2 separate regions of the Homo sapiens genome follow, and region 1 is linked to region 2. The links are chromatin contacts, found by Hi-C or POLR2A ChIA-PET in ENCODE. All regions are on one chromosome and are shown on one strand. The core of a region is the stretch at or near the end of the contact, and the rest is flanking DNA. Distances in the headings are between cores, read along the strand shown. Region 1 holds the start of ANTXRL (ANTXR like). Region 2 holds the start of MAPK8 (mitogen-activated protein kinase 8).

Region 1 (2,700 bases), core at 167-2,666, 2.0 Mb after region 2:
CGGAGTCTTGTCACACTAGCTGTCTCTGGATGCTTCCCCAACCTCCAGGAGCCACCCTTGTCCAGGAACCAGATAGAAAAATACCTGTACTACTCACAGCCCAGGATTGTGGTGAGGTGCCAGGAGTGCAGGGGAAGGGCTTTGGAGGCCAGAAAGTGCTGCAACATTCTCCTGAAGATTGCACCACTGCTGCTACTGAATAAGCACAGAGTATTACCACCCAGCAGGAGGAGCAGGAAAGGGAACCAAGGCAATCTCTCCAAAGCTGAACATTTGCCTCTTTTCTTTCCTGGTGAGCCAGAAGGTGCCTAATACGTAGCCCAGCTTCCCCAGGGCCAGCCTGAAACAGACCAAACTGTTCTGAAAGTGTAGGAACTATCGCGTGGCTCTCCAAGTTGCAGAAGAGGCACTTAGAAGCAGCCAACCAAAGGCCTTCTCTAAGCAGTGACATTAGAATGCCCAACACAGGCAACAAAGCAATCTCTGTGGGGCCCAGTAAAATAGAAGTCATTTGCGTGAAAAAACAAACAAGCAAAACAACACAGAAACCCCAAACATCCGCAGTGAGCATCTGAGAACTGCTGAGAGGCAGGTCCGAGCAATCATCTGTTGCAGCAGCGTGAGGATGAGGATGCTGACCCAGCTGATGGAGGGGTAGGGAATCGTCCAGAACCCCTTTGGTGGCTTTTTTCCTCATCCAGGAGATGAAGCACCAGGGAAAAGAAAGCCAGGGCATTCTTTCTGCCTCAGAAAAACAGGAGGCCTAGGTCTGGTCTGACCAAAGTTTGGCCCTGCTTCTGTGACGGAAGCTTGCATCTCCTTGAGTGGTGTCCTGTCCCTAGTGAAAAAGAGACAGTGGCTCCTGAGGGTGACCCAGGGCCAGAGCTAGAAGGGACACTCACTTGTCCAAGATGAAGTAGAGGTCAAATGAGCCCTGGCATCTGTGACCTGCTTGCCCCTGGCGCCAGTGCTGCCTCCATCCTGGGCCATGGTGGTGGTGGGCTCTCCTGGAGCCCAGGGCCAGGCGGTGAAATATTCTCCAGTCAGGTCCATGGTACCGAAGGCTTCCTGCTCTAAAAAGCGGTGGAGGAAGCAGCAGCAGCAGCAGGAAGACCAGGAAGTAGGGCCCCAGGGACTCATGGCTCCCCATTATCTGGCTGTCCCTGTGACCCCACCTCACTCTTGGGTGCCTGTGCCAGGGCCCAGAGAGGCTGAGCACAGGCCCCTTCTTTGCCGCCTCCCCTTATGCCCGGGGCCACACCCCTCCTCCTGCCCTTTCACCAGTGCACACTATGGCCCTCCACCAGGTACCTCCCCAGATCGCAGGGACTAGGGTCAGCAGCTGGCTCTGGGAGACTTGCTTCCAGCTACCTGCCTGGCCCTTCCCCCACCCTGGGGACAGAATTCTCTGTTATGGTTGACAGGAAGGTTGACATGGTGACTTTGTGACCTGCAGCTCTTCCCAATGTCCTGCATGTTGACAACATCAGGGGGAGGCACAGGACCTTTGGAGGGGCTACAAGAGGAAGCCTCCATTTCCCTTATAACAGCCCTCACAGTGTCCCTTAAAACCACTAGACCCTGCTGTTTGTTCATTGGAAGAGTTAGCCCAGGTGAGTTAGGTGAGGACATTGCTGTGGGTGAGGAGGTCAAGGACTGGGAGGCCAGAGTGTTGGCAATGGGAGGTTATTTGTGTGACACTGAAGTCCCCCAGGAGATGGCAGTTCGGGAAGGAGATGGAAACTGCAGTGTTGCCAGAGTCTTTGTGAATGAGGGACATTCCGGTTCTCTACTGCTGTGTAACAGACCACCTACATTTAGGGACACAGAACAGGCCCATTTTATTATGCTCACAGGTTCTGAGGATCAGGCACTCAGGGCGGAGTTAGGAGGGCTCCTCATGTCTGGGGCCCCATAACTTGAAGGATTGGGCACTGGAATTATCTGGAGGCTGCTCCACTCACAAGTGTGGCTCCTAGGCAGGAGGGCCCAAAACCTGGGCTCAGCTGGGACTGTGAATGGAGACCCTGCATGTAGCCTCCCCGTGTGACCTGGGCTTCCTCCCAGCATGGCAGCTTCAGGGTGCTTGGGCTTTTACAGGTGGCCCAGAGGTCCAAGAGTGAGTATTTTCAGTGAGCACGGCAGAAACTGTAGAGCTTTTTATGACATCACCTTGGAAGTCACACAGTGTCACTTCCACTGTGCTCTATTGGTCCAAGCAGTCACAGCTGCCAAGAGTCAATGGGCAGGAACACAGGCCCCCTCTCTAGGGAAAGAATGTGGACAGGTTCACATCCCAGTGTCAAAACTGCTGTATGACCAACGCTTTGAATAGCAGAGAGGTTACAGTGTGTGGAAAGACGTAGGCACCAATGAGTGAGACTCAAACAGGACTCAGAAAAGTCAGACTGTAACTGTTAGAAACACCTTAATCAATTTTATTTTATTTTGTATGCACAAGAGTGATATCCAATTAAAAATCGTTCTCTAATAAGTCTAAAATATATCTTTCAATATGTGTAATATACAAATTACAAGTGATAAAAGTATTGGGTTAGTTTTTTGTTCTTTGATTTCTTTTGTTTTGGAACTGTATTTAATATAATAGAGTATCTTAAATAAGGGGTATTTCAGAATGAATGAAGCCCAGTATATTTCCTTCAAAAGCATATTTGAGCTATCTTGCTTCATTCTTCTTGA
Region 2 (2,700 bases), core at 93-2,592:
CTTGAACTTCCAGATATACTGCTTAAAAAATGACCCAGAATATAACCATACCTTCCTTAACAGACATCACTTATGTAACTGTCTCATTTAAAGGTCCATCTATTATACTTCAGTCAAAGCATCCTCTTCCATGAAAGGATACTTTACCTTCACACCAAACCTCTTCATCTGAGTACGGTACTAAACAGCTGCTGAATGAATGAATGAATGAAAAAACAGATGTTCTAATTGCCAAGGAGGTACTTGCTGGATGCTTATCTCAAAACACAATGGACTGACGGACCAGAATTCTACTGGAAAGATCGCTGGATTTCAGAGGTAAAAATAGTAATCACTGGACAATGCCATGTAGTCAACATGTTATTAAATTCGCAGTAAAGACCAAGCAGGGAACTTTCAGAAATAAAAACGGAAAGTGTTCATCAGGGTACTTTAAAATGGACTTGGTTCTACCATCTCTGAATCGGGAACACAAATGCGAGACAAAGAGATGGGAGGGTGGGGTGAAAAAGTCAAAAGGTCACCACCGATGACCCTCAAGAGAAATGCGCGCTGACCACCGAAGCTCGGGCCAAGCTGGATGGACACCTCCCACCCGAGCCACGGGCCTGGGCTCTCTGCCCTGCAGCCCAGAGCTGCAGGCCACTCTGGCCCTTTTCAGCGCTGCTGCCTGCGTTCGCCCAGAACGTTAGCACAAAGAAAGCATCGAGAAGCAAAATACGGTCCCTATGGGCGCGGGGCAGGCTTGGGGACCTGCCGGCAGAAGCGCTCTCCCCGGCTCCCCGCCGCCCCGGAGGCAGCCAGGGCGCGGCGGGCCGCAAAGACACCTCCGTCCGACCCTTGCCGAAGTGTTTCAGAACTTGCCACCCACCCCCCCGCTCCATTTTCTTCTCCCGCCGCGGAGGCAGGACCCACGCGAAGAGGACGCGAGAGGACAGGCGGGCGGGGCTCGCGGCGGCAGGCGGGCTGGCGGGCAGCGGAGCGCACCCAGGTCCCGCAGCCCCACGCCCCCTCGGCTGGCCCCCGCCTCCGCGCCGCTATTGTTCCCGCGCCGCCCCCGCCCACCGCGCGCTCCCGCCCCCACTCCCAGGAGGGGGTTACGGCTGAGGAGAAGGCGGCGGCGGCGGCAGCGGCACAATAACATAAACACGACGGGGCCGCCTGCCGTCCCGGCCCTGCGGCGTCCGCCGCACTCACCCGGCAGCGCAGCGAACGGCGACAGGGAAGCCCGCCAGCGGGGACAGGGGCCGTCCGGGGTGGTCGCCGCGGCCGTTACCCAGCGCTGCTCGCGGCTCCGCAATCCAAGCCGCGTCGTCCGGCCTCGGCCGCTCGGCTGAGTAACAGAGACGCGGGCCGTCACCGCGCACGCCCGCGCACGTCATCGCGCAGGGCCCCGCCCCCGCGCCTCCCGAGCGGCCGGCGGGGCGGGGCAGCCCCGGGGCCCGGATTGCGGGGGCGGGGCCGCCGCCCGGGGACGGCGCTACTCCAGGGGTTACGAGAGGACTTGCGGAGGTCGCTTGGAGGCGGAGCCGCGGAGAGAGCCTCCGAGGGCTGTGGGTGAGGGGCGTGGCCTGGAGCGGGAGGGGCGGGCCCTGTGGCGGCACGTGGCGGCGCGTGGCCCCAGGGGACCGCATCTGGTTGGCGGCGGTAGCCAGGTCAGAGCTTAAGCCTTCGGGCCTCGTCGGCACAGGGTTGAAGGGCAGGTGCGCTTAGGCCTAACCTGCGCAGCGAACAGGCACCCCCTTCCGGTACACACACCTGAGTGATGAAGAGCTGGTTACCTTGACCGACAATATGTTCCATTCTGAGGACACCTGTCCGGGTCCCAGAAACCTACAGAGAGATAAGTGTTCTCTTCAGCTGCCCGGGAAAAGCTGCCTCCAGTTTTTCCAAAATCCACCTCCTCCGAGATTCCTTGCAAATCCACCTCTTCCCAGATTCCTTGCATTACCTGGTTTACTTCTGAGGCCCCACAAAGCGTGTAAATGTTACAGAAGCGATAAATTGACAAGTCCTTTAAATATCCAACAACGGGTGGAAAGGCGTTTGAACTACCTACACCATTCGGTAGAATACATTTTAGCAATTTAAATGCCATGTGTTCAAGGAATTCTTAACAACATAGGAACATGTTCACAATGTATCATTAAGAGAAAGAAGCAAGAAACAAGTCATATATAGAATGGTCCCACTTAGATACTATATATACACATAGAAAAAACCTGGAAAGAAATACACCAAATTATGTTAACAATGGTTCATCATTGGACTATGGAATAAAGGGTGACTTGGTTCTCGTTTATACTTTGGGTATTTTCTCATGTTTTCCGAGAGGAATAGTTATGTTCACAATCAGAAACAAGTAAGTTACTTTAATAATGAATATATAAATATTTGTTGAATAAATGAATGATTTCAGGTAAACTACTTTCCTATTACATGTGGGGCTGGCCTGTTTCTGGTGATTCTGAAAGGGAACATACAGATGATTATTCATTCATTCTCTTCCCATTTCCTCTCTCCCTCCCTCTCAACCTTCTTAATTTCCTTCCTGCCATCCTTTGTTCCTGCAATAATTATTTATTGCATGCCCATTCAGTGCCAGGCAATACAGTAGAGTTTACAGATTTAATCACTGTACTATGAAAGTAATAATAGTAAACGCAAAATTATCACTGTTTTATAATACAAATTGTTAAG

What was found. Hi-C counts contacts between places; a loop is a spot of excess contacts on that map. ChIA-PET counts read pairs that join two places held with the same protein, here RNA polymerase II (POLR2A). Pooled maps may share reads with other maps.
Region 1: a loop to region 2 is called in a map of B cell, with 15 times the contacts of the local background. The contact joins the promoter of ANTXRL here to the promoter of MAPK8 in region 2. A Hi-C loop is called at or near these places in 1 of 168 maps with a recorded cell type or tissue (B cell) and 8 of 50 pooled maps. POLR2A ChIA-PET finds 5 or more read pairs at or near these places in 1 of 52 experiments (T-cell).

The regions. Positions count from the first base shown.
Region 1 is chr10:46,285,713-46,288,412 of GRCh38, reverse strand. It overlaps ANTXRL (ANTXR like), which reads right to left and starts at 1,416. Exons shown (of 17, transcript NM_001278688.3): 1 at 903-1,416. The coding sequence starts at 1,150. LOC105378577 (a long non-coding RNA gene) reads right to left here. Exons shown (of 1, transcript NR_160731.1): 1 at 2,416-2,700.
Region 2 is chr10:48,305,319-48,308,018 of GRCh38, reverse strand. It overlaps MAPK8 (mitogen-activated protein kinase 8), which reads right to left and starts at 1,342. Exons shown (of 12, transcript NM_001323329.2): 1 at 1,198-1,342. RefSeq lists a silencer at 762-1,711.